Linked DNA regions of Mus musculus: regions 2, 3, 4, 5, 6 and 7 are each linked to region 1. A link is a loop called in an ENCODE intact Hi-C map of the cell type or tissue named here. Cell type or tissue: left cerebral cortex. All regions are shown on one strand.

What was found. Hi-C counts contacts between places; a loop is a spot of excess contacts. Peaks named below come from ENCODE experiments on the same cell type or tissue, not always from the same donor. Only the 100,000 strongest peaks of a DNase experiment are listed, where the experiment ranks them.
Region 2: it touches region 1 in a loop (6-fold over the local background); 3 of 42 quality-filtered maps call a loop at or near these places.
Region 3: a loop joins it to region 1, with 2.4 times the contacts of the local background. A loop is called at or near these places in 15 of 42 quality-filtered maps.
Region 4: it touches region 1 in a loop (2.3-fold over the local background); 4 of 42 quality-filtered maps call a loop at or near these places.
Region 5: it touches region 1 in a loop (2.0-fold over the local background); 5 of 42 quality-filtered maps call a loop at or near these places.
Region 6: a loop joins it to region 1, with 2.0 times the contacts of the local background. A loop is called at or near these places in 3 of 42 quality-filtered maps.
Region 7: it touches region 1 in a loop (2.5-fold over the local background); 12 of 42 quality-filtered maps call a loop at or near these places.

Annotation. Positions count from the first base shown.
Region 1 is chr5:25,495,941-25,499,940 of GRCm38, reverse strand. It overlaps Kmt2c (lysine (K)-specific methyltransferase 2C), which reads left to right and starts at 1,158. Exons shown (of 59, transcript NM_001081383.2): 1 at 1,158-1,551. The coding sequence starts at 1,391. 4831440E17Rik (RIKEN cDNA 4831440E17 gene) reads right to left here and starts at 144. Exons shown (of 1, transcript NR_030700.1): 1 at 1-144. In left cerebral cortex, no CTCF peak of the experiment used is centred here; DNase peaks (open chromatin) are centred at 1,273, 1,523, 1,959, 2,409 and 3 more places; H3K4me3 peaks cover 3,081 bases; H3K27ac peaks cover 1,920 bases.
Region 2 is chr5:25,758,368-25,762,367 of GRCm38, reverse strand. It overlaps Actr3b (ARP3 actin-related protein 3B), which reads right to left and starts at 2,395. Exons shown (of 12, transcript NM_001004365.2): 1 at 2,240-2,395. The coding sequence starts at 2,283. In left cerebral cortex, no CTCF peak of the experiment used is centred here; DNase peaks (open chromatin) are centred at 602, 1,280, 1,876, 2,427 and 1 more place; H3K4me3 peaks cover 3,084 bases; H3K27ac peaks cover 2,797 bases.
Region 3 is chr5:25,434,553-25,438,552 of GRCm38, reverse strand. The region is part of intron 2 of Kmt2c (lysine (K)-specific methyltransferase 2C); the gene reads left to right. Among named protein-coding and RNA genes, the nearest start is that of Kmt2c, 62 kb to the left of the region's middle. In left cerebral cortex, a CTCF peak has its summit at 2,266 (motif pointing left); a DNase peak (open chromatin) is centred at 2,269.
Region 4 is chr5:25,837,352-25,841,351 of GRCm38, reverse strand. All of the region lies in intron 9 of Actr3b (ARP3 actin-related protein 3B), which reads right to left. Among named protein-coding and RNA genes, the nearest start is that of Gm42237, 67 kb to the right of the region's middle. In left cerebral cortex, a CTCF peak has its summit at 1,751; a DNase peak (open chromatin) is centred at 1,744.
Region 5 is chr5:25,703,406-25,707,405 of GRCm38, reverse strand. Xrcc2 (X-ray repair complementing defective repair in Chinese hamster cells 2) reads left to right here and starts at 1,609. Exons shown (of 3, transcript NM_020570.2): 1 at 1,609-1,728. The coding sequence starts at 1,690. In left cerebral cortex, no CTCF peak of the experiment used is centred here; a DNase peak (open chromatin) is centred at 1,574; H3K4me3 peaks cover 1,390 bases; H3K27ac peaks cover 595 bases.
Region 6 is chr5:25,732,918-25,736,917 of GRCm38, reverse strand. No RefSeq gene overlaps it. Among named protein-coding and RNA genes, the nearest start is that of Actr3b, 25 kb to the left of the region's middle. In left cerebral cortex, a CTCF peak has its summit at 2,394; DNase peaks (open chromatin) are centred at 145, 834 and 2,399.
Region 7 is chr5:25,418,759-25,422,758 of GRCm38, reverse strand. The region is part of intron 2 of Kmt2c (lysine (K)-specific methyltransferase 2C); the gene reads left to right. Among named protein-coding and RNA genes, the nearest start is that of Kmt2c, 78 kb to the left of the region's middle. In left cerebral cortex, CTCF peaks have their summits at 906 (motif pointing right) and 1,964 (motif pointing left); a DNase peak (open chromatin) is centred at 1,980.

The DNA.
Region 1 (4,000 bases):
GGATCTAACGTTGTCCTGCCACGGTTGCGCCGCACTAGGGAAGCCTACGTGGGACTCCGCCAGGCCTGGAGCGGCCCACGCCCGCAGGGGGTCGCGGACGCACGTGCGCGCACCGCACGCGGGTGCACGCTCCGGAGTGTTTACATCGATCCCTCCCCCCTCCTCCGGCCGGGCTGGACCCTGATCCCGGATGCCCGGTCCGCAGCTTAGCGCCCGCCAGAGCCCGAGTTGCAGCCACCGCCGCGTCAGAGCGGGCGGGGGAGGGGCGGTGAGGTCAGCGGCGGCGGCCGGGTAGCGCGGGGCGCATGCGCGGACTCAGCCCCGTGAGTGGCAGCAGCGCGCTGGGGGCGGGGGCGGGAGGCGCCTGTGTGTGGGCGAGCCGGCGGCGAGTTTGAGAGGTCTGTGGTGCGGGTCGCCCCGGGGGACCCGGGTGCAGGCCTCGCGCGACGGCCACTGCCGTGTGCGTGTGTTGTTTGTGTGGTGAACGCACAGCCGCAAAACTTCCTCCTTTGCTGCCCCCAGAGAGAGAGCGGGCGTGGGGGAGCGTTCGCGAGCGAGCGAGAGGGATCCCAGCGTGAGGGAGCCAAGCTTGATGGGGCCGAAAGCTAGCGTGAGGGAGCGATCCTGAGCGTGAGGCAGCAAAGCGCCGGCCGGAGAGCGGGCAAACGATAGGGAAGAGCGAGAGCTAGCCGTGCGTTGAACCGAGCGTGAGGGAGCTAGCCACAGGGAACGCCGTGAGCGAGCAGTGTGTGAGGGAGCGATCGCCAGCGCGCGACCGAGGGGCCGGCGCTCGCACCACCCCGGAACCCACCACAACAACTGGAGCAGCTGTCAAAACTTCGCCGCGGCGTGGGCCTGACGGGCTGACGGCGCGGGGGAGGGGTGGCTGGCCCCGCCCCGGCCCGGCCCGGCCCGCCGCCCCCCTCCGCGGCCCTTTCTCCTCCCGCCGCGGGCGGCCTGGGGGAGGGGCCGGGCGGAGACCCCTGCGGCCGCCCCCGGCCCGCGCCCCTCGCGTCGCGCCCCGCCCCGCCCCGCTCGGCGCCGCCCTCCGGCCCGGCCCCGCCGGCCCCAGCCTTGGCCGCGGCGCCCCGCCCCGCGCGGCCGGCCCCGCCCGCCCCGCCCGCTTGCCCGCCGCCCCCCGCCGGCCCCTGCGCGCCGAGTGCGCGCGCCCGCGCCGATGTGTGTGAGTGCGTGTCCTGCTAGCTCCATGTTGCCGCCTCTCCCGGTACCTGCTGCTGCTGCTGCTGCTCCCGGGGCTGCGGGAAATGCGAGAGGCTGAGCCGGGGAGGAGCAACTCGAGCAGCAGCAGCGGCGGCGGCTGCGGCCGCTGCGGCGGGAGGAGCCCCCCAGGAGGAGGACGGGGATCCATGTGTCTTTCCTGGTGACTAGGATGTCGTCGGAGGAGGACCGGAGCGCGGAGCAGCAGCAGCCGCCGCCAGCACCCCCCGAGGAGCCCGGAGCCCCGGCCCCGAGCCCCGCAGCCGCAGACAAAAGACCTCGGGGCCGGCCTCGCAAAGATGGCGCTTCCCCTTTCCAGAGAGCCAGAAAGAAGTAAGTTGAGCGCGAGGGAGCCAGGCGGGCGGCCAGCGGCGGCGCGGCCCGGAGCTGTCAGGCCCCCGGCCCGGTGGGGGCGGGGCGGCCCAGGCGCGGCCCGGTTCGGCGGCGCCCGCGCAGGTCCCGCCGGCCGCGCCGCGCACTTTACTTTGGAGTTCGGCCTCGCTTCTGGGAGAACCGCCCGGCGGCTTCCCCAGGGCCTAGCCCGGCGTCCGCACACGCCCCGCCGAGCACGCCCAGCTTGCTGCCGGCCCGGCCTCTCGGAGCCACAAAGCTGTGGGCGCCAGGGACGGAGCTGTCAAACGCCGCGGCCGGGTGGTCCGGGTGCGGCGGCCGGCGCTCTTTGTCAGCTCGCGGCTCCTTTAACTTTTCTTGCTCCCAGACCGGTGCTTTTGCTTCTTAATGATACATTAGGAAGCCATTCGAGCCTGTCCTCCCCATCCCCCACCGCCCCGAACCGCACCGCCCGGCTCCGCAGCCGGCGCTCGGGATCGCACGGGCCCAGGTGTAAGCGGGCGAGTCGGAGTTTCGGGAACGCGGCCGGGTTCCGCGGCGCTGACGGCCCAGAGCACTTTGTTTAGGGGAGACAGCTTTAAACGTCGCTGGACGAGTAACTTCAACTCCAGCTGGGCAGGCAATGGCTTTCGATTGTTTTTGAGCGTCCGTGAGGACTGTGCCGGGTGGATGAACTGGGCAAGAAGTGTTGTCTTAAAAAGTGGTTATTCGGCAACTTGGCTTGAAAATTAAGGAAACCGTTTTAGTGCCAATGAGTTAGTTGATCAGCAATAGTGGCTCTTCGGGGTGCTGCGGAAGATTGGTGACCGTCTTTCAAAGTTGCAGAATGGCGTGTGTTGCTTACTCATTTCATTGTATGATATTCTCATTGAACTGTTGGCGGTGGAAGGGTGCGCTGGGACTTGCAGGAAGAAGTCAGCACATTTATGGATAGGCTGTTTGTTTGGTTTACGTGCATTCATTTGTTGTGTCTGGTGGTTGCAGCAAAAATAGTGTTAACTGAGCCATAGCAAGCAAGCACCCTGGCCTCTCGGAACCCACTAAGCTCTTGACACAGTGTATTTGGGGTGGGTGGTGGAGAGGGTTTGCTATCTTTTTACTACTAAATGTTCCAGGGCCTTTAGTCGCCTGTATATTTTATCACCTGCCAGCTCTTACCTAGCTGTGAAAAATCTTGAGAGAAACACTTTATAGAGGATGTATACATTATTACATTAGCTTCTTTGTGATACAAAGTTGCGAGTTTATTTTGTCTGTTACTTTGTAAGGTGATGGTCTGCATAAGATAACATTATGCCTGCCTTGACTGGAATTTGGAGACGTTTTGTGGAGTTTTGAGTAACTTTGGACTTGGTCAGTTTGACATAAATACTGTTTTAAAAAGCAACATGGGATTAAGCCATATTAGAAGTTTACTTCGATTCATTCCCATTTCACTGTTTGAAAAACATCTGCATCTCATAAGAGGGTTCATGATGGCACAGGCCTGTAAGATCTTTTTAAGCCTAGCACTCAGGAGGCAGAGGCAGGTGGAGTTCAAGGCCAATTGGTCTACAGAGGGAGTTCCAGGACAGACAAGGCAACACAGACAAGGCAACACAGACAATTCCCTGTCTTGAAAAAACAAAACACATTAAAAAATCTTACTATACTTTAATTTGAGGTAAGTAAATGTTTTATATTTGCATTTAATTCTTCTTTTTTGAGAGAGTAGACATACAAGCGCTCATTTTTGCATTGTTAGGGTCACGCACTTGCAAATGCTTGAGCACACACCGTGTGCTTCCCATTGAGATGAGTTAAGGTGTATTAGTGCAACTCCTTTGAACCGGGAGGAAGGTTCACTTAAGTTATTGCCACTTAATTATTTTAATTCTTAGCACTATTAATGAAGAAAAAATGGCCTTTTGAGAAGTTAAACATTTTCCTAAAGAATGACAGTGTAGTCTTAAGAACACTCTGGCCAATTCTGTTTTAGATTTTTTTTTTTTTTTTTTTTAGATTTGAAAAGCAACACAGAATTCTTTACAAGGAAGTAAAATGTAGTGGTAATTAGCTTCTAACTTTTAAATTCTTTAAAATTAGAAAACGTTTGAAGGGAGTGGAATCTCTAATTGTATTGGAAACATGTAAGTGGAAACTAATGTGTGAAATGGAAAGCAAAGAGGTTTTTGATTGTGTATCTCTACACCATATTAGTATCCATGAGGAAAAGAGCCTGTAGTTAGTGAGGACCCAGAAGGTGAAACTGATGTGTAACAAATGTGATTTAGGTTTGTAGTAAATGAATAGTGTAGAATTGCAAAGAGTGCACTGAAGAAACAAAAGCTAATATCGTTTGTTTGTTTGTTTGTTTGAGACAGGCTCTCTTTATGTAGCTCTGGCTAGCCAGGTACTTGTAGACCAGGTTGGCTTTGAAATCAAAGAACTC
Region 2 (4,000 bases), 260 kb before region 1:
ATGAGCATGTGGGCACACAACTGCAATCCTAATGCTTAGGAGGCTGAGGCAGGAGGATTTCTCCAAGTTCAGTACAAGCTTGGGTTATACAACAAGAAGACTCTATTTAAGAGGGGGTGGGTATCAGAGAGAGAAAGACAGACAGTGAGACAGGGAAGCAGAGAGAGGGCACACTGACAGACAAGACTGGAACTCAGGGTGCAATTCAGTGGTAGAGGCTCCACTTAACAAGATCCCCAGGTTCTACGTCTACTACCACCACCAACACAAAACAAAACAAAAACCTGCCCATCTCATCAGTAGTGCCCACGTGATGAGTCTCCCAAGTGTATTCTGTTCCTCAATCCTGGCTATTTTTAGCTGCACTGTTCTATTCTAAGGTAAAACTCAGTCTAAAATGAGATCTCCCAAGTCTATTATGTTCCTCAGTCCTTGTTATTTTTAGCTGCATTTTACATTTAGTTCTATTCTGAGGTAAAACTCAATCCAAAACAAGAAATGCAAGAATCACTAATACATGGAAGCTGGAACGCTTAGGCTATGCAGTCATCTTCTGCTCACACACTGAACACTGGGGACTCGTGATAGCCACAGGGGCTTCAGTGGCAGAAAACACCCACAGGAAACCCCAGGTCCCTGTCACTGAGTCCAGAGCCTCTGACAGCCTAAAGATGCTAGCCTGAAGCACAGCTTTGGGCCATGACGATCTACTGAAGGTGAAGGTGACATCAGTCACTGACCCCAAAAGGTCAAGACTGAGCACTCTTTAGATCATTATAGCAAGAACAATGGATACGGTGTCAGCTTACTAATAAGAAATACAGCACAGATGGCCCAGGGAGTGCTGCTTTACTGTTAACACTGCGCAGAGAGAGCTTCAAGTCTCAGCAGTTTAGGCAACACAAAGCCAAAGTTCTCACATGCAGACATTAACATAAAAACAATGTTTACATATTGCCCTCATTGCTGACACTTCCAGACTGAAGGGAGTGGCAGATAGAGTGAGACAGTAAGGGGAGCCAACACATGGGGGAATGGTCCACAAGAGCCATACTGATTTGAGCAAGTCTAGGGAAGTCAGCAACTTCTCAAATACAGGGCAACAAAACTTCTCTATAACGTTTATTTCCAAAAGAAAAATTAGCAGAAATAGAACATGTTTTCCAGTCTGTAACCACTGCTGGTTCCGGAGCAACAAAAGGAAAGACACATCAGTAGGAGATGGACTGTAGCAAATTAGAAGACACCCCCACAAGGTTGTCAAGGAAACCAAACCAAGTATATTTTTCTACAGGAAAGAATTGCAAGAGAACATGCCACAGACTATTCGGTGACAAAGGATTACCATCCCTTGAAAAACATTTTAAGAGGCTAAATTTATTTGCAAGCTATTTATGAAGTACTTTGTCAGCAATGCCAGCAGGTACTCCCAAACTCCCAGGTTGGAGGTTTGGCTGCCACCTTCCTAAAATTAGCTAAGCCTGACAGCATAAGCCATTCTTAAGGTCTCTTCTGAAAAATTAACATCTTCAAAAAAGAAAAGAGTTATCTACTTCCCCAAAAAGGAGAGGGCTGTTTTTTTTTCAAAATGTTAGTCTTTTTTTAATGTGTGTGTGTGTGTGTGTGTGTGTGTGTGTGTGTGTGTGTGTGTTTTAAGAGCAAAGATAAGTGTATGCAAACCAAAGCAGGAGCTGGGCTAGGCTGTGCCATTTCAGAGTGGAAAAGAGCAGAGTGGGAAAGGGGACTGGGTGTCAAGTTGACATGGCACGTGTAAACATCTCCACGAGTAGGTGGTTGGTACATCAGTAGGGAAAGGTGACACGCGCGCGCGCGTGAGTGCACAGGATGAGGACAGGTGACAAGCACCCCGGGGATGGGGGGGAGAGGAACTACTCTGAGCTCTCAGGTGCAAGCCCTGCAGAGAAAGTATCTGCAGCAACATCCCGGCAAGGTGCAGCCCACCCGGTAACCCCGCAGCCTCATGCCCTCAGCACCCCATCTTCTCAGAGCCACATCCCTTAACTCTCTAAGCCCTCAGATTGAGCTCCGTCCCCCAGCTCCCACCCCACCTAAGCTCTATCCCTCAAACTCCCCAACCCCTCAGACTGAGCTCTGTCCCTCAGCACACCATCCCTCCGTGCACCATCCCTCCGCGCTCCTCCTGCCGTCTGACCCCGCGGGGAAATGGCTCCAGGACGCCCAGCGAAGCGTGAGTGGGCGCGTGGGGCGCGGCTCTTACCCGGTGCCGCAGTCAACCACGCAGGGAGGCAGCGAGCCCGCCATGCTCGGCCACGAGGCGCTCCGTCCCCACCAGCCCCAGCGTGCCCCTGGGTGCCCAGTGCCAAGGTGCCGGGTCGCAGGCAGCGCCGCTCCCCACCCAGGAGCTGCCGGGAGCCCAGAGGCTCTGCCTCGTGACGTCACTCTACAGTTGGCCAATCGGGGACGCGCACGCTCCGCCCTCTTGTCAGCCATCCTTAGTGCTGGCAGCCCGGCGTTTTAGCCTATGCATCTATCCTGCAGTGGAAGAGATTGGAGTCTATTTTTAACATGCATAAGGTGACTATGACCCCATTTGCGAGGCCTGAATTCTTTCTCTTCTCTCCTTTTTACAAATTGCAATTTTGTTTTGTTATGTTTTGTTTTCGAAACAGGGTTTCTCTGTGTAGCCCATACTGCCCTGGAACTCTTTCGGTAGGTAGTTCAGGCTAGCCCCACTTGCCTCTGCCTCCCTAGTGCTGGGATCAAAGGTGTGCCCCACCACTGCCGGCTTATCTAGCTGCAATTTTTTTTAAAGATTATTGGCTGTGTGTCTATCTGTCGCTATGTCTGCTGGTGTGTGCATGTATGTAAGAGCAGGTGCTCTTGGAAGCCAGAGGCTTAGGATCCCATGCAGCTGAAGTTATAGACAGCTGTGAATGGGCACCAGGAATCTGAATTGGGTCTCCCGGAAGAGCAGCAAGTGCTCTTCGCTGAGCCATCTCTCCAGCCCCTTTCTCCTCTTAATTCTCACTTCAATGTTCACTTTATTCTCTACCCCAACAATCTCTTGATTTTATTTCTAACACTTAAAGCTAGTTTGGGTACTTATTAGTAGATGTTCACCTCTCCTGAATTATAGGTTCTCCTAGGGCAGGGCTTCATGCTTAACACATTTGGTGCTCCGATAAAAATCACCTGAATGTTGAACGAATAAATAACCTTCACTGTAGAAAAATACTTATGACTTTCTATGATAGAGCACTGCATAATGTATCCTGGGAGAAAATCAACATATGCATAATTAGGCTTAAGGAATAAATGACCTTAGTCAATGCCACATCAATATTACTAGGAAATATTTTCTAATATCAAAGATAGGGTGATTATCCAGCATCATTGTGGAAAGGAGACTTAAGAAGGAAAACACCTACCTACTGGAAACCCCACTTGCACCCTAAATGTTAGCCTCTAAAGTTCTTGACTGTGATGCCAAAGGAACTTTCTAGAGATGTATTAATTCACTTGGTCTTTACTGGGACTTAAAGCATTGTGGATTTTCCACAGGAGAAGAATTAGATTAGTTGACCATTCTTGGGTAATTCTTTTTTTTTTTAAGATTTATTTATTTATTATATGTAAGTACACTGTAGCTGTCTTCAGACACACCAGAAGAAGGTGTCAGATCTCATTACGGGTGGTTGTGAGCCACCATGTGGTTGCTGGGATTTGAACTCGGGACCTTTGGAAAAGCAGTCAGTGCTCATACTGGTTGAGCCATCTTGCCAGCCCTTGGGTAATTCTTTCTTTCTTTCTTTTTTCCTGCATGCAAGGGAGCAAATAATCCTAAACCTAAAACAATATTCAGGGGAACTAGAGAGAGAAACAGAAGACAGATAAAGAGGATGGAAGCTCCCAAATGGGACCCAGAACTAGAAGCAAGATATCTTTCCTTCCGTGCATGTTACCAATGCCCTGCCCATTTCGATTGTCTGTCAGTCGGTCTGTTTTTGAAGCCTGGACC
Region 3 (4,000 bases), 61 kb after region 1:
ATCTGAGATTCTCTCGTGTATGTGTTGGTGATTCTTGCATCTATGACTCCTGATCTCTTTCCTATGTTTTCTAACTCCAGGGTTGTCTGTCTCCCTTTGTGATTTCTTTATTGTGTCTATTTCTATTTTTAGATTTTGGATGGTTTTGCTCATTTCCTTCGCCTGTTTGATTGTGTTTTCCTGTAATTCTTTAAAGGATTTTTGTGTTTCCTCTTTAAGGGCTTCTAGCTGTTTACCTGTGTTCTCTTGTATTTTTTTAAGGGAGTGATTTACGTCCTTCTTAAAATCCTCTATCATCATCATGAGATGTGATTTTTAAATCAGAGTTTTGCCAAGTTGATGCCAAGTAACCTTGGTTTCTGTTGCTGATGTTCTTATGCTTGCCTCCACCATCTGATTATCTCTAGTGCTACCTGCCTTTGCTATATCTGACTGAAGTCTGTCTTTCCTGTGATCCTGGTTGTGTCAGAACTCCTCAGAGTTCAGCTGTCTCTGTGATTCTGTGATCCTGAGATCCTGGGTGTGTCAGAGCTCCTGGGAGTCAAGCTACCTCTGGGACCCTGAGATCCTGGTGTGGCAAAACTCCTGGGATTCTGGGATCCAGGGATCCTATGGTCCTGTGGTCCTGTGGTCCTGGGCGTGTAAGAGCTCCTGGGAGTGGGTCTTCTCTGGGAGTTGTGGGACTGGCTACAGAATTAGTGCCCAAGGTCTACTCAGGGCACCAGTCCAGACTGGAAGACCCATCTCTCCAGTCTTAAGTGGGCTAATTTACATTCTTACTATCAGCGCATATGAGGACAGTCTTTTATCTTAACACCAGTCATTTTTGTCTTATTATTTTTTATAGCTACTTGGGAGGATGAGATGACATTTTGTGGTTTTGGTTTTTACTTCTATGATGAGATATTTTCTTAGACATTCTCTGTCATATAACACACCCTCTTCTTGCTTTTGAGTTGAATGTCTTACATATGTTGCAAGTATATCACTTATTAATGAATAATTTGTACTTCACTTCCCATTCTGCAGGTTGTTCATCTTGTTGATGGTTTCCTTTCTTGGACAGATTTTCTTAGAAACCTTATTAGTTAAGTTTTTGCTTTAGTTGTTCTTGGTGTCTTCTTTCCCCCCTCCTCCCCATGGGCTTTCCATATCTAAAGATGTCTTTGTGATGAGGGGTGATTTTTGAAGCGCTTCTGCACTTTTAATAGTTACAAAGTTTTGGGTTTTATGGAATGATATGACCCAACTGTACATGTTTAGAATTAGGGGCCTGCTTTATTTCTTCTGCATTGCATGCTCACTTTGTGGAGCATCTTCCTTTCCTTTCCTTTCCTTTCCTTTCCTTTCCTTTCCTTTCCTTTCCTTTCCTTTCCTTTCCTTTCCTTTCCTTTCCTTTTTTTTAAAAAGTTTGTGTGTGAGGAGATACTGTTTATAGCTCAGTTTGGTCTAGAACTTACAGTATTAGTTCCATCCCTCTCAAGTTCTGAATTACACCCTACCTACGAGTTGTATATTTTAAAGTCAGGTATTATAGTTCTTCTAGGTCATGTGTCCCTATCCCTCTATACCCCTATCTGCTTTTCCACAGTTTCAGGATTGTTTTACCTTCTGAAGGCATTCATTTATTGAGTCAGGGCCTCATATATAGCCCCGTGTGGCCTGGAGCTCCCTATGGGTACCAGACTAGGGGCAAATTCATAGAGATATACCTGACTCTACTTTGGTTTGAAGCATGCACCACCATGCCTGGTCTTTCCTTATATATTTTGTTATTAACTTTTCTTGTTCCTTGAAGAAAATTGTTCATATTTTGATAGAAAATTGCATTCAATTGATGTGTTGATCAATTTGAGCTATGTTGTTTTTTTAAAAAGTATAATAGATTTTTTTCATGCAATATATTATGTTTTCCCTTCCCCCTGCTTCTATCAGTTCCTTCCCATCTCCCCTCTCATACCTAATCTTCAAGCTTTCTATCTCTCAGAATTACAAACAAGCCTCTAAAGAATAGCAATAAAATAAAACAAAGCAAACAAATCGGAATAGAACAAAACAGCCAAACAAGAAAAAGCCTAAGAAAGAGCAAAAGAAATGCACATAGATGGAGAGTGCAGACACTACACACTTGCTCATAGAAGCTGTAATATATACACAAAGTACTTGTAATTTTTTTTTTTTTTTTTTTTTTTTTTTTTTTTTTTTTGATATAGGGTTTCACTATGTAGCTCTCTCTGGCCTGGAAATAACAGAGATTTGCGTGCCTCTGCCACCTAGTGGTGGAATTAAAGGCAAACTAAGGTCCTGTAATTTTTTTTTTAAAGCCCTGACGTGTGTGTGTGTGTGTGTGTGTGTGTGTGTGTGTGTGTGTGTGTAAGAAGCGTCTACTGTATTAAGTTTCATACAATTTCTCAAATGGCTTTTGGCTTTATCTGTCCCTCCTTCCCTTCCTTTACTTCTTTTTATTTGATCATCCTGTTCCAATCTCTTCCCTACCCATCCATAAATATGTATTCAATTTCCCTTTCCTGCAGAGTATCCCCCCCCCCTCCCGGCTATACAGATTGAAGCTTGCTTATATCAGTGATTTAACGGCTAGCATCGACATATAAGTGACTATTTGTCTTTTTAGGTATGAGTAATTTCACTCAAGATGATTATTTTCTCTTGTCAACTTACCTGTGAATTATATATATATATATTTTTTATTAGGTATTTTCCTCAATTACATTTCCAATGCTATCCCAAAAGTCCCCCATCCCCCCCCCCCCCCATTCCCACTTTTTGGCCCTGGCATTCCCCTGTACTGGGGCATATAAAGTTTGCAAGTCTAATGGGCCTCTCTTTCCAGTGATGGACGACTAGGCCATTTTTTTGATACATATGCAGCTAGAGACATGAGCTCTGGGGGTACTGGTTAGTTCATAATGTTGTTCCACCTATAGGGATGCAGATCCATCTAGCTCCTCCATTGGGGGCCCTGTGATCCATCCAGTAGCTGACTGTGAGCATCCACTTCTGTGTTTGCTAGGCCCCGGCATAGTCTCACAAGAGACAGCTCTATCTGGGTCCTTTCAGCAAAATCTTGCTAGTGTATGCAATGGTGTCAGCGTTTGGAAGCTGATTATGGGATGGATCCTCGGATATGGCACTCTCTAGATGGTCCATCCTTTCCTCTCAGCTCCAAACTTTGTCTCTGTAACTCCTTCCATGGGTGTTTTGTTCCCAATTCTAAGAAGGGGCAAAGTGTCCACACTTTGTTCTTTTCTTGAGTTTCATGTGTTTAGCAAATTGTATCTTATATCTTGGGTATCCTAAGTTTCTGGGCTAATATCCACTTATCAGTGAGTACATATTGTGTGAGTTACTTTGTGATTGGGTTACTCAGGGTGATGCCCTCCAGGTCCATCCATTTGCCTAGGAATTTCATAAATTCATTCTTTTTAATAGCTGAGTAGTACTCCATTGTGTACATGTACCACATTTTCTGTATCCATTCCTCTGTTGAGGGGCATCTGGGTTCTTTTCAGCTTCTGTCTATTATTAATAAGGCTGCTATGAACATAGTGGAACATGTGTCCTTGTTACCCATTGGAACATCTTCTGGATATATGCCCAGGAGAGGTATTGTGGGATTCTCAGGTAGTACTATGTCCAATTTTCTGAGGAACCACCAGACTGATTTCTAGAGTGGTTGTACAAGCTTGCAATCCCACCAACAATGGAGGAGTGTTCCTCTTTCTCCACATCCTCGCCAGCATCTGCTGTCACCTGAATTTTTGATCTTAGCCATTCTGACTGGTGTGAGGTGGAATCTCAGGGTTGTTTTGATTTGCATTTCCCTGATGATTAAGGATGTTGAACATTTTTTCAGGTGCTTCTCTGCCATTCGGTATTCCTCAGGTGAGAATTCTTTGTTCAGCTCTGAGCCCCATTTTTTAGTGGGGTTACTTGATTTTCTGGAGTCCACCTTCTTGAGTTCTTTATATATATTGGATAT
Region 4 (4,000 bases), 340 kb before region 1:
AGCCAGGATAAACTTTGTCCATCAAACACCTTCAGACACTGATCACAAAGGTCAGAAAAACCCATGTCAGCCAATGTGCTCCATGCTGTTTGTGTGTCTCCTCCCCCCCCCCCCAACACACACACAAATATCCCGGTGTAATTTCAAGGCCCCTTACCCTCTTCCTTCTAAAGGACCAGCAGATGGCAGCTGAACAGTTGCCCAAAGGCATACAGCTAAGAAGCTGTAGACCTGCGTAACTCAGAGCTTGGGAGAACAGGACCACATATGTTACTTAGAAACTAAACTACCTCGCCCTGCACATATGTCCTAAGTTTCAAATGCTGCTGTGTGCCTTTACAGGCACGCTGTAGTCACATCAGCTGACTAACCTCTGACATCACAGCATCCCTATGTGAGTCTCCTCCAAGCAAGCAAGGCCAAGAAACTAGGGACCCGGGCCTCATGCTGCCCACAGGTGACTTGGCCGCTACATAGCTGTCTGCTCTAGAGCAGCCACTCCTGACCATAAAGACAGGGAGATGTGGCTTCCCTCAGTGTGTCTCTCCGCAGGGAGCACAACAGAAAACAAGCATCTCTCACTAACAATCAGCTCGCTCCATCAGATCCTGCTCGATACCCAGGAACTCTACAAAGCACTTCACACTGTCATTGAAAATCTAAATGTAGTCATAGGCCTGGAGAGGTCAGAACGCATCTTAGTCAGGAAGGGATCAGACCTTCTCCAGTCGGCAGGTTCTCAAAGTAGAACCACCCAACTCCAAATTATCTGAAGGAGAGGCGGCCCCTAGAGTCAGCCTCAGGCTAGGGTATGCCCCAAAACATAACAAAGTAAAGAAAAAAATGGATGTAAGTTCAGAAAAACACCAAGTACTCAAACACAGGGAAGGGTCAGCACAGAACCAACTTCATGAACAATGATGTTTCTGGAGACTTTGCTCTATTAAGGACGTTTTTACAACACTGCTGAGTGAACACACAGGACACAGATATAACCATGACAGGACACATCCATCCTCTTTCTTCTATCTCAGAGCCGCAAGAAAAGCTCAGCAATAACTGATAATCAATAACTGACAATCAGGGATACAAGCAACATCTGCTTTCTTACACACGTTTCTGGTGCCCCTGAAGTTTACCAAATTGAATGTGCACTTTAAATTAGAGATAAGTCCTTTGCCCACCTACAGAATCTAAACTTCTTATGAAGACGTACATTTTTACATCTTAATGCTTTGGCCACCCCCTCCCTCTGCTTCCCCACTCCCCAAGTGGCTCTGGATGCATCTGCTGTGTCCCTTTGCACAGTGTGAGGGTGTCAAGTGTTCATGAAACCCACTGTCTCGTCTAGATTTTTTTTTTCAAGAGCCCTTCTAAAATTACCTCCCTACCAAAAGTCTCCATTTTAAGTTACCTTTGCAAAGTGTGCCCTCTTTCTGCTGGTAGAAAATGCCATGACACAACATTAGATACACACACACAACCTGTCAGCCTTCTGAAGTGTAAGTCAGAAAGGTTTAAAATTAAAAATCTTTACCACCAGCAAGTTCATTGTCAATATATAATATGGACTGGGGGTATGGCTCGGGGGTAAGCAGATGGCCAAGTGCAAGCACTAAGTCTCATTTCCAATACCTGTTCAAAAAAGTAACACAACATCAAAAGCAACCATACTTCCTGCTCCTGGAACATCAATGCAGCTCAGCTCACACTTGACTTTGAATTCAGTTTGACAGACACATGGCGCCACCTGTGCGCCATCATGTGTAACTGCAGGTACAGTGGTAACCACTCAGGCAAAAGACCTGGTATTGCAGGACTGTAATCCAAGTTACTCTGGAATCTGAGGGAAAAGGATTGAAAGCTCAAGACCTGCCTGGGCCAGAGAGCAAGTCTGAGACCACCATTAGCAGCTTGTCTTGTCTCGAAACAATGTTAAGGGACTGGAATGCAGCTCAGCGGCACTACCGCACTTGCCTAGCATATACAAGGCCCTAGGTCCAATCTCCCCACAACACAGGAGAAAAGGAGGGCGCTTGCAAACCAGCGTAGGTCAGGAAAAAGAAGCATGCTTCAAGACAGGCTGCCTCTCCTCTCTTGCAGTTTAGATGTCACAGCAGCTACAGGCTCAGCTGACAACTAAAAGTGTACATTTGAGAAACCCCCTAACTGTGAGACACCCAACCACGCCCCTGTTGAAATCCAAGCAAATGTTCAGGCTGGCTCTAGGGGCTGCAGGAATCTGCAGGAATCACTTACATGACTTCTTTTTCCTTCATTTGCATTCCTTTGGCCTCTGATCCTGTGGGGACAGTGGCCTGGCAGGCCAGGGACAGTTGTCTTCCAGTATTCTGAGACTTGACTTCGAGGGTGATTGTGTGTGTTGAACTGCCACACTATCACACCTGGTGACTGAAGCACCCAGGAACCCAGGTGTTGCTAACAGAGGTGACACACTGCTGCAGGCGATGACACAGTCAGTGCTTCTCCACTGGAGTCACTGTGCATCCTTCCAAAGTCCTCAGTGGCCCTCAGGACAAACTCAATCTCTACCTCTGTGCAAGGCCATGTCTTCCCTGAGAATCCCAGCCAGCACACAGTGGCATACCCATCTCCTCCAGGTCCCATGTGATCTGGCCTTGGGCAAGCCTCAGGCTTCTCAATCACTACCGAGTGAATATAAATATCAGGCCCAGGGATGCTGAGTCCCCTCCCACCCACAGCACACTCTGCTCCTGGCCCCGCAAACACTCTTCTCTTTAAAGATTTATTTTACTTTTTAGTTTTGTGTATGCGTGTGTACATCTCTCTATGTGCATGTTTACACATATGTACCAGTGCCTGCAGAGGCCATAAAAGGGCATTGGATCCCCTGGACCTGGGGTATACACTGTTATGAGCACCCAGTGTGGGTGCTGGGTCCTGTGCAGTATATGTTCTTAACTAGCAAGCTTGCTCTCTTTTTTGTTTTTGTTTTTGTTTTCCAAGACGAGTTCTCTGTGTAGCCCTGGCTGTCTCAGAACCCACTTTGTAGACCAGGATGGCCTGGAACTCAGAGATCTGCCGGCCTCTCCTTACTGAGTGCCAGGATTAAAGGTGTGTGTCACCACCTCGCAAAGATTATATTTTACTTCCCATCCTTGTGTTCCCTGTTCTGAGCAGATCACACCAGCCTGGAGGACACCAGTCTGAGCTGTCCCACAGTGTAGCCCTTAGTCCAATATTTCTATTTATATCTGTATCAATTAAAATTAAACAAAATTTTATATGCCTTCTTGTTGCAACCACATTTGAAGGATGCAGCAGCCACATGTGGCCAGTGGCACTGCCGTGGATGCCAGAAGTGCAGCCACAGCCACTGTGGTACAACCCCATGGGAAGCATTAGCTCCAGGAAGCCCCTGAGGCACCAAACTGGGCTCAAACCGGGTGCCCATAAGTCATCATGCTCACCTCACTCGATGCCACTGAATTCCTGCTTCCTGAGCACCTGTGCTGAGCCTAGCAAGCAGCCAGCAGACACCCCGGCGGGGCATTATGAGATAGCTTATCACTTATCATCCTACCCCTGCATTAAAATCCCTGAATTCAGCCATGACTAGTTGTTTACACCGGGCTTCCTTTCCCACTAAGACGGAAAGAAATCTTACTGTTTTAGAGTACATTAGCAGGAAGCACAGTTAAATGTTGTGGGTAGGTTTAAACGTTCTGTAACTGTTAAACCCATGACCCGGCCCAAATCTAAACCACTGCCTTCCCTCTGCTCGAATCTTGGACTTGCATCTGGGTTTCACTGGAAAGGGACTATTTGTAAAGGATGCTGGGTTGAGATGTAGCTCACTAGCAGAGTGCTTGCCTACAATGACCTGCATTCTATTCCTAGTACTGAAGGGAGAGAAAGGAGAGAACAAGATAAAACACCACTGGTAGATATGTTTTCTAATTTTCTGTTTCACCTATTGAAGATGTCAGAACTACTCAACATCAATAGATAATATACA
Region 5 (4,000 bases), 210 kb before region 1:
TGTGTACTGTACACATAAGATTTGTACTCAGAGATGTACAGAGTATAAATATTCTATCTATCTAATCAGTGGGCGTTTGACAGGCAACAGTTAAGAAAACTATTCTCCTCTCCACTCCTTCCTCCACCCAAGATCTTAACACAATGGGCCAGGGAATATAATTCATCTGCAAGAGTGCTTAACTAGCATGCACTAAAGTGCCAATGCCTAGAATCTCATAGGAGTGCTGCTGGCCTGTATTTCTAGAACTTGAGAAAAACAAACAAAAGAAAATAACTATCTCTTGTGAGGCTATGCCAGTGTCCGGCAAATACAGAAGTGGATGCTCACAGTCATCTATCAGATGGAACACAGGGCCCCTAATGAAGGAGCTAGAGGAAGTACCCAAGGAGCTAAAGGGGTCTGCAACCCTATAGGAGGAACAACAATATGAACTAACCAGTACCCCTCCCCCAGAGCTGTGTCTCTAGCTGCATATGTAGCAGAGGATGGCCTAGTCGGCCATCAATGGAAGGAGAGACCCTGGTCTTGCAAAGATCATATGCCCCAGTACAGGGGAATGCCAGGGCCAGACAATGGGAGTGGGTGAGTTGGGAAGCAGGGCGAGGGGAGGGTATAGGGGACTTTGGGGATAGCATTTGAAATGTAAATAAAGAAAATATCTAAGAAAGAATGAAAGAAAGAAAGAAAGAAAGAAAGAAAAGAGAGAAAAGAGAGAAAAGAAAGGAGGAAAGAAAGAGAGAGAGAGAGAAAGAAAGAAAACAAACAAAAGGCAAACAACAAACCTAACCAAACCAAGAGCTTGAAAACTTCACAGGCTCAGTGTATTTCCACAGTTCTTTTCAATTCAATATACATTTTTCTCTTCCCACCCCAGTTATCTATAAATACCACAGCCAGTCATAGGCTTTTGCCTCAAGAAAGGACAAGAAGAGCGAGCTTGCTCAGTAACGGTGTTACTTCTCCTGTTAATCTGGTTATGCTGTTCTGCCCAGAGTAGTCTCCTGGGCTCGAACTATTATCTGGCTTCAGCCTCAGGAGTTGTTGGGACCACTGACACACCAAAAGCCCAAATCAGTAAACTTTTGTCCTAGTACCTTTGAGACACAATCTCATACTACAGCCCAAACTATAGCCTGATCCGACTCTTGGTGATTCTCTGCCTCAGCCTCCCGAGTGCTAGGATCACAGGCATACACAACCGTGGCAGGAAGATGTACTTTAAGTTTCTTTAGAACAAGTAAGCACGGGCAGTGGTGGTGATCGCCTTTAATCCCAGCACTCAGGAGGTAGAGGCAGGCAGACTTCTGTGAGTTCGAGGCCAGCCTGGTCTACATAGTGAATTCCAGGACAGCCACGACTACATAGGAAGTTCGTCTCTAAAAAACAAAAACAAAAAACTAAATAAGATTTAGAAATCACGTACATGTTAATTTTGCCTGATAAAGACCCGTCGAGATGAGTAACTGAAGATAACATAAGGACCATAAGGACTAAAGGAAACGCAGGAGACTGGCGTCACCAAGAGGGCGCCGCAGCTTTACTGCGCATGCCCTCGGCTTCTCTGGCTCCGAGCCCGCACAGTGCGCACGCGCACACAGGGTCATTGCTTTGACTGGCTGCGTCTTTCGCGCTTTTGCTAAATGGCGTTGCTGGCGGGTAGGTTGAACCCGCGGAGCTGGCCGGGCGATGTGTAGCGACTTTCGCAGAGCGGAATCCGGGACAGAGGTGAGAGCCGCGGGGCGACGGGAGGGCCGCGCACTACAGGGGGAGGTCGCCGAGCGGCGCCCAGGGCCACCGTGGGGCGGCGCGACAGCCGCCAGTGAACCGGTCAGGGATGGCGAGCCGTGCAGCAGGAGCTGGGGAAGGGAGGACCACCAGTTGAGGCATCAGTAGACGTTTTCTAAATTTAGGTAGCTTGCTTCACCTCTAACTAACCTGTTTGTGGCATCCGGCCTTCTGTATCCCAGAATACCCCTGTCGTCTATCTCTCCAGAGCCACGCAAGCCATTTCACTCAGGAACCGTTAAACGTTAACGTGTGTTACTTGTTCGAGTACTGTCAGCCAAGAGTTGGGAATAAGAAGCAACAACAACAAAATTAATCAACAGGCATGGTGGTACACGCCTTTAATCCTAGCACTAAAGAGGCGGAGGCAGGCAGATCTCTATGAGTTTGAAGTTAGCCTTTATATAGGTAGGTCCAGGCCAGTCAGGGCTCTATAGTGAGACCCTCTCTCACAAAACAAAATGTAATAATCGAAGCTTCTGTAAAATATACAGCATATGGTAAAAGCATGCCTCTCCAAAAGAGGGTAAGACAAATTGTAGGAGGAGCTAACTTAAATGTATTCAGAGGGGATCCAGGTAGCTCACGCTGGCCTTGAGCTTGCCGTGCAGCTGAGTATAACCTTGTCCTAGTTATTTATTTGTAGAAATTATGTAAATGAATGTGTGTCTGTGGGTTGGTATGTACCCATGTGTGTAGATGAATTTGGAGGCCAGAGGAAAAGGTGTCAGATGATCAGGAGCCGGGGTTATTAGCAATTGAGTTATCTGAGCCAAACTCATGTTCTCTGTAAGAGCAAAACCCATTCTTAACTGAAATCCATCTCTCTGGCCCCTAACCTTCGACTTCTGACCGTCCTGCCTCCGGAATGCTAGGATTACAAGTGTGTGCTACAGTGCCCTGTTATCCACTGCCAAGGATGGAATCCAGGCTTTCATGATTCCTAGGCATGGGATCTGCCACCAGAGCTACCGTTCCCAGCCCCTGAACTGGCACTGTAAGGACTGTTCAGTGGTTTGCTGCTGAGGAGGGAGCAGCTCAGGTATGGTCTGAACTTAGCAAGGGCAGCAGTTCCAACCTGTGGGTCACTGCCCCTTTCGCAGTCCTCTATCTCAAAAAATATTTACATTACAATTCATAACAGTAATAAAATGACAGTTAGGAAGTAGCTTCAAAAATAATTGTATGGTTGGGAGTCATTGCAGCAGGAGGAACTGTGCTACGGGGTTGAAGCGTTAAGAAGGTTGCTTTAGGGGAACAGCCAGTGGTTCTGTAGAGTCGGAACAAAGACAATGTTGGGAAGCGAGCTTTAAGAAATAGGTGGAGTACGCATCTCCCTGTGTAAACCCAGCCTGACGGACACACACGCACACACACACACACACACACACACACACATGCACACACACCACACACACACACACACACCACACACCACACACACACCACACACACTCACCACACACACACACACACACACACACATACACCACACACACACACCACACACACTCACCACACACACACACACACACATACACCACACACATACACACACCACACACACTCACCACACACGCACACATACACCATACACACACACACACCACACACACACACACTCACCACACACGCACACATACACCATACACACACACACACACACACACATACACTCACCACACGCACACACACACATGCACACACACACACACCACACACACACACACCACACACTCACCACACACACACACACACACACCACAATACTGTTTCTCACTTCCCTCCCAGGTCACCCACCAGGCTTTTCTCTAAATGCACTGAACATGGCAACTTCATAATACACAATAAATATTGATAACGGTGTCTGGTTTTCACTGGGAAAAAAGAAGCTACAGAGCTGCCTCTTTGTCATAGACAGATATTAAGTAAGACAAAATAGCATTTATTTAAAAATAATTAGTTTTGTGTAATCACAGACTTACAAACTTTTCTATTTATATAAATTGTTGCCTTGTACATATGTGTATACGTCGTACATGCCTGGGCCCATAGAACCCAGACGATCATCAGATTCCCTGGAAATGAGTTACAGTTCTCAGTTGCCATGTCAGTAGTAAGACTTGAACCTTAACCCTCTGCAAGAGCCATTGCTCCAGCCCCTGAAATACATTATTTTGTTTTTGTTATTTTTTGTTTTCAAGGCAGGTTT
Region 6 (4,000 bases), 240 kb before region 1:
AGCACTCAGTGTGCAGTGTACAACACACACAGCACTCGGGGTGCAGTTCGCAGTGCACACAGCACTCGGTGCAGTCTTATAAGCAGAACAGCGGAGGGGATGGTAAGTGGGTGGACAGTGGGATAGGAAAGCAGTAGAGGGCAGGGGAAATACAATGAAGGGGACAAGAGCATGTACTGTCTAAAGGCAAGGGTGAGTTCAAATCAATGCCCACATCAGATAGCAGTTAGCATCTGGCTCTTTTATGACTGACACCTATGTTTGTTAGCAAATAAGCTGAGGGTTTTAAGATACATCCAGGGACAGGCATGACTTTAAACCCACTTATTGAGGCAGGAGAATTGCTATGAGTTTGAGGTCAGCCTGATCTACAAAATGAGTATAATCCTTTCCAAGGATACATAGCAAGACCCTGTCTCAAAAAGTTACACAAATTAATAATAAACTAGACACAGCAAGAAAACAATTGGGAGCTGGTGGGATGGTTCAGCTGGTTCAACCCATAGAACACACGTTTTGGAAGGAATGAATAGATGGACTCCTGCAGGTTGTCCTCTGCTCTCCACACATTTACCAAAAAACATATCCAAATAAATAAATAAGTAAATAATAAGAAACTTGATAACTGGGCAGGGTCACTAAATTATGAAAATAGAAACATAAGCGAGCCTCACTACTGATGGGGTCCATGCAGGAGACCTCCCAAGGTAATGCTTAGACCTGGTCTCAGCACCTTGGTGGGAGTGAAAAGAAGAACTGAACTGCCACTGCTACCCCCATCTCTCTTCTAGTTCCCTCCCACATGCTGGATCCAGGCCTGGCTCAATGCCTAATGTAGCACCAAGCCCAGAGTGTGGGAAGGAAACAGATTGCAGAGAAGAGGGGCAGAGGTGGCAGTTTCTTTCACCAAAGGAACAGCTACATAACCTGCAGTCTCAGGACAAAACAACAATCCATGAGGAATCTCAAAGAAGCAAACAGTCTTGAGCCAAGTGTGGCCACATCCTTATTGTTGGACAGGGGTTCTCAACCTTCCTTAAATACATTTCCTCACGTTGTGGTAACCTCCAATCATAAATTTATTTTTTGTTACAACTTCATAACTATAATTTTCCTACTGTTTTGAATCATAAATGTAAATATATAATATGCAGGATACCTGATATTCGAACCCTGTGACATCTGATATGTCAACCCTCAAAGGGGTCATGACCCACAGGTTAAGAACTACTGATGTGCCGGGCAGTGGTGGCAGTGCACACCTTTAATCCCAGCACTCAGGAGGCAGAAGCAGGTAGATTTCTGAGTTCGAGGCCAGCCTGGTCTACAGAGTGAGTTCCAGGACAGCCAAGGCTACACAGAGAAACCCTGTCTCGAAAAACCAACGACAGCAACAACAAAGAAAAAGAGCCACTGATGTAAGACATTGTACACAGAATCACAGGGCTCTAAAGATGGTCTTGTAACAAGACTTCTGGTCCAGTGGGGCATGTAAGTGAAAAGCAACCCTGCAGCATAGTTCACTCGGAATAGTTGTTTTTAAAATCCACAAGGCAAGCAAACAAACAACTTGTCTTTGTTCATTTGCTCATCAGCAGATAAGACCTGTGTATCTCAGGCTTGGACCGTTTGGATGAGATGCTCATGAGCTTGAGGGCAATCTTGAACTGCAGATCTCCCTGTTTCTCTCTTCCAAGTGCTGGGGTCACAGGTGTGCACGGAAGATTTAAGGTGCAATGATGGAACCCAGGACTCCATGGGTGCCAAGAGAGCCCTTCACTAACCGAGTGACACCTTCAGCATCCTCTGTGTCCCCAACCCATTTTGAATTGTTTAAATACAAACTAGCACCTCAGACCCTGGTGTGGTCCTCAGAAGCATTTGGGGGTGCACGTGACATTTTAAAGCCCGAAGAGAGAAATGTTTTCCTGAGGGGTGGTAGTTTCCCACTTGGCCTCTCATTCCTGCCTCCAGGCTGGTGAAGGCTGGTATAGGCTGATGTAGGCTGGTGAAGGCTGGTGTAGGCTGGTGAAGGCTAGTGAAGGCTGGTGAAGGCTGGTGAAGGCTGGTGAAGGCTGATGTAGTCTGGTGAAGGCTGATGTAGGCTGGTGAAGGCTGGTGTAGGCTGGTGAAGGCTGGTGAAGGCTGGTGTAGGCTGGTGTAGGCTGGTGAAGGCTGGTGTAGGCTGGTGAAGGCTGGTGAGCTCTGGCATTGGATTTTAATCCTGGCCCTGAAAAGTCAAGTATTAATTTCTTGGGATCCTGGCACTTATTTAATGATTAAACTTTGTAATCCATAGGTTTGTACAGTGAGTACATTATAACCCAAATATTATAAGCATTAGAACCCAAACAGCCCTCACATCCACCCTTCTGGGCAGCATCGAGCTGAGACACTAGGAGGCAGTGTTGGCCAGTCATCTGTTCTTTAGGACTTGGGGAAGCATGAAAGGAATACTTCTTAATCTTCTATACATTAGCTTCAGGAAAGCCTGTAAAAGAAAAGTGCAGATACTTCTAATTGCCATCATATAAGCATCAAACCCAGGGTCAAATCCTGGTCATAAAACAGATGGAAAGTCAGGTCAGTAAATGGCTGAAGAAGAGCTTGAGAGCTTTGATGGAGGAAGGGAGGGAGGGAAGGAAGGAGAAAGGGATCCAAGAGAACGCCAGGGACAATACAACCTTGGTCACTGACTTTGACAGATGGTAGGCAAGCTTCTTCTGTCTGAATACTTTGGCTCAGCGGTCTTCCTTTACTGGCGGAAGGAAAGCGGAAGTGGGAAGGAAGGAGCTCTGAAAGGTGCTGTTCTCCAGGTGCATCCATCTGAGATCAGAGCAGATCTCGGGAGCAGTTCTGTGCCACCAGTCACCAGCCCTTTGGTTCTCACTTCTGGAGAAAGCCAAGTCTTCTAGGGATACTCCCGAGTTCCTAAGAGACACAGAGAAGAGCTCCATCAGCCCCTCTGGTGTGTAGGATACACAGGAGAATCATTTGTGTACACAGATGACTCTAAGGTACTGTATTCGAGAAAGGAGCATGAATGTCACACTGTGCCACAGGATCTCCAGGTCAGTGAGTCAGAGTCCCCCAAGACGTAAATAACTCAGCTGACCTAAAGAGTGGCACCTAAGACATTTCAGGCAGTTCCAGGGACCTTGGGAAAATCTCCATATTTCTGTCTGAAGAGACAAGTTAGAACAATCCCATGTGCAATCCCAGCACATCAGAGGCTAAGACCTTGAGTTTGGGGCCAGCATCGGAGAGGGGATTATAGCTAAAATGGCAAATCCAGCTCGTTTAAAGATGTGCAGCTCAGGGCACCTACATCAGCATTCCAACTCATGGTCTTGAGGCTGTGTGCTGTTTGACATCGTAGCTATGCCCTAAGAGTTTGGCTCATACCTCTCAAATGGGGCTAACCTATATGTGTAGATGACACAGATCATCTATACATAGCATTTACCATCGCAACAGGCATGTGGAAGCTGCTCACTAAACACTAGTGTGACATTGTGAGGAGATAGAAGCACAAATGGCTCAGCAAGAGGCAGCTCCAGAACCTGTGTCCAATCGTGGCAGTTGAGGTATTTGTTCTTTTGCTGGTTTGCAGTTTGTTTGGGTTTTTAGCTCATGTGTGCGTGGTCTGTGTGGGCAGTACCCACAGATTCTCAGAAGCTGCAGTTCCAGGTGGTTGTGAGTTGCCTGGTGTGAGGGCTGGGAAGCAAATGCCAGACCTCTCCGCAAGGTTCCCTTAACCACTGAGCCACCTCTCTGCATCCTGCATGCATTTTAATAAATCGGTTCAAATTCTTTTATCCTGAGTTAGTCTGCTTTGATCCTTATGTCAAAGCACAAATTACTTGATGAATACAAATCTCAAGGCAGCTGCACTCACATCACTCTGAGGAAGAAAACTTAATTAATTGTGGTAGCTCATTGACTTCCAGTAGTTCATATGGGCAAACACTTAATGTATTCATATTTTTCAGTGCAGAGT
Region 7 (4,000 bases), 77 kb after region 1:
TGATCACATTGCTGACTGAGCCTCTTGATCCTTATTTTTAAAATGAATATCCTCTGGCAGAGACTGCTCCTTTTTTTAAAAGTGGGGAGTCAGAGATCTGCTAGTCAATTTTCATATCATTGGGCTTCTGCTCTTATTAAGCACACTATCTACTTCTTCCTTTAACCTCATTATACTATGCACATACTAAAATTTATCTTATTTAAATTTTTTTTTAAACAGTGTTTCCTTTATGTAGTGTTGGCTGTCCTGGAATTCACTACATAGGCCATACTGGCCTCAAACTGATAGAGATCCACCTGCCTCTGCCTCTAGAATACTGGGATTAAAGGCATATGCTATTATTGCCCATTATGATTATTTTATTTTTAATTATTATATGTGTTTGTGTTATCTGTGTTTGAGTATGTGGACATGAGTGTATTTGCCATCAGATGACAGAGGCACTGGATCTCCCAGAGTTGGAGTGACAGGTGGTTGGAAGCTTTTGCTTTAACCTCTGACCAATCTCTCCAGTCTCCATGCATGACCCCCTCCCCCCAGCACACTCCCCCCACCCCCATGGTTTTTCCTTTTTTTCTTTTAAAAGATAGGGCCGTAGGCTAGGCTCAAATTCACTCTCCCTCCTGAGTGCTGGGGCAATAAGCATGGCTGGTTTAGTATGGTGCTAAGGATTAAATACAATGCTTTCTGTATGCTAGGCAAATACTATATTAACCAAGCTACATTCCCAGCTTAAATAAGCATACTTCTGTCATGTCAGTTACTGTTCCTGCTACCATTTTCTCTTTCTGAAAGAGATTGATTGATTGATTGATTGATTTTAAAGATTTATTTATTAATTATATGTAAGTACACTGTAGCTGTCTTCAGACAACCCAGAAGAGGGCACCATATCTCACTATGGATGGTTGTGGGCCACCATGTGGTTGCTGGGATTTGAACTCAGGATCTTCAGAAGAGCAGTAAATGCTCTTAACCGCTGAGCCATCTCTCCAGCCCCCTGAGAGAGATTTATGAAGACTAGGTATCTACTTTATTTGTATACAGTATATTGTATGTAGTTATAATCTTGTTATAAATAGTTGGTATAAAGAAATGAAATATGGAGCTAAAGAGATGGCTCACAGTGGTTGAAAGCACTGGCTGCTCTTCTGGAGGTCCTGAGTTCAATTCTTAGCAACTGCATGGTGGCTCACAACCATCTTTAATGAGATCTGATGCCTCTTCTGTGTGTCTGAAGACAGCTACAGTGTATTCATAAACATAAAAATTAAATTATTTTTTAAAAAGAAATGAAGTGTTAACTTCTTAGCACAAAGAAGTCAGGAGTGTTCTTTCTGTTACACCCTAAACTATTTTTAGATAATTTGTGGTCGTACATCAAGAGCCACAGGTACAATTCATTGAGTAGCTGTTTAGTATACATGAGGAAGATAAGCTGTAGGTGAGATGAGCAAGACTATATAGACCATACTGCGTGAATGTGTACAGCCAGAATAGCAACTGTGTACTCATACTTAATAACAACTTCATGTTTACACTTGGATTCATGCATTATATTTTTTGATCTGAAGGATAGCTTTATTTTAGGAGGCATTATCTATTTGATTTTGAAAACAAACCAAAGTTCATTAACTTGTCATGGTCCTATGGTCCATGGCTGAGTTAAAGATGTCTGTCTGTTGTGGATGATTAGATTTTTAAGCCATTGTTGACTTAAACTTTCTCTTGTCTTAAACCTAATTCTTTAGGGTTCATCAAGAGTTGTGGTGGTGTTAAAGGGTTGAAATGATGTATAAGTACATGAAGTTAGAGGTCAGATTTAATTTTCTTTGTATCTCCTAAATGCCATATAACCAGTGATATTTCATGAAGTATAGATACTTAAGTTCTTTTAGAAGCTTCCTTATTGGGAATTAGGTTCTACTGTAGTCTAGTTACATGGCACATGTGCCACCTAGTGGCTAGAAAATTAATTAGGCGCTCCCTCCTCCCCTTTTGGCTATAGAGAATTTTGTGACTAAGTGGAACTGAGTATTTTTATTTAGGCTGGGTTTAAAGTTGGGAAGTGTCTGGCTTCATTTCTGTTGTTGGGATAATACCCCGACTAAGGACAACGTAGGGAAGAAGAGGATTTATTTGACTCACAATTCCAACTTACTGTCTGTTGTTTTAGGATAGTCAAGGCTAGAGCATGAGCTTTGTGTAGACATTGTATCCACAATCAGGAGCAAAGAAAGAGTGTATCCTTGTTTGCTTGCTCACAGCTTTCTTATTTTTTTAGAAATATATTTTTCATTAATGATTTGGCTTACTTGTATTTAAAGATCATTTATTTTTATTTTATGTGAATGCATAGTTTGTCTGCATGTAAGTCTATGTAGCACATACATGCCCCGTGTCCTCAAAAGTCGAAAAAACTCCCTGGAATGGGAGTTATATATTTTTTTAATTTTTTATTAGGTATTTTCCTCATTTACATTTCCAATGCTATCCCAAAAGTCCCCCATACCCACCCCCCCACTCCCCTACCCACCCACTCCCTCTTTTTGGCCCTGGCGTTCCCCTGTACTGGGGCATATAAAGTTTGCAAGTCCAATGAGCCTCTCTTTCCAGTGATGGCCGACTAGGCCATCTTTTGATACATATGCAGCTAGAGTCAAGAGCTCCGGGGAACTGGTTAGTTCATATTGTTGTTCCACCTATAGAGTTGCAGTTCACTTTAGCTCCTTGGGTACTTTCTCTAGCTCCTCCATTGGGGGCCCTGTGATCCATCCAATAGCTGACTGTGAGCATCCACTTCTGTGTTTGCTAGGCCCCAGCATGGGAGTTATAGGTGGTTGCGAGTTGCCATGTTTTGATGCGGTATGCTCTTAACCACCGAACCATCTCTCTAGCACCTCAGCTATTTTTCTTCTCTCTAGGGAATGGTACTTAATACAATGGACAGTTAAATAAGATAATCCCCTACCTATAAGGCCACAGGCCAACCTGGTCTAGATAATTCCTCATCAAGACTTTTTCCAGATGATTATAGGTTGTATCAAATTGATAATTAAAACTAACCGTTGTAGGAGGTGACTGTATCCATCCATGGGCAACAACTGTGTCCATAGGAGGTAATGATTGATATACACAGGGGGTTGATGTCCAGTGGTTTACTCTGTTGATGGCTACATTGGTTTACTTGTTTGCTTGCTGATTTTCACTGTGTAGCTCTGGCTGTCTTGGAACTCCTAATGCAGACCAAGCCGGCCTTCAGCTCAAAGAGATCATGTGCCTTTGCTTCCTAAGTGCTTTGATTAAAGTATGTGTGCCACCATACTTGGTCCCTGGTTTTTTATCTTGTCTTTTTGAGATAGAGTTTCACTATGTAGCTCTTGTTGTCCTGGAACTCAGTTTGTAGAGCAGACTGGCTTAAAGACATGCATCACTAACCTGGCACACCCACACATTGATTTTTGAGACAGGGTCAGTTTAAATCAGACAACCAATTGGCTATGAGCTCCAGGGATCTTCTTATTTCTGCTTCCCAAATGATGGGATTATAGGCTTTTGATGTGGATTCTTGAGATCTGACTTCAAGTTTTAATTCTTGTTTAGCAGGGCTTTACAGGCTGAGACATTGTTCATGTTCTCCCCCCCGCCCCCAGTTTCAGATATGAAAATTCTCCTTTCTGTTTCTTCAGTTTCAGACATGAAAATTGTTAGTTCTGTCTTTTACAAATTGGACTGCATGTAACTGAACATTTAAAACCCTATGAAAAGTAAAAAGTGGCCAATTAAATGAGCTAGTGTCTGGTTTATCCATTATACAAATGCTGGCTGGAATATTTCATAAGTTATCACTGATCTTCACAGTCATTTATCCAGTTGTGCTCTGAATGAGATCACAGGTTTAATCTTTAGTTGATATCATCCCAACTACCATGGCATGTTTCACTTCTTACTGCCAAACTGACAATTTTTGAAGAGTAGGACTAGGAGAAGAATACTG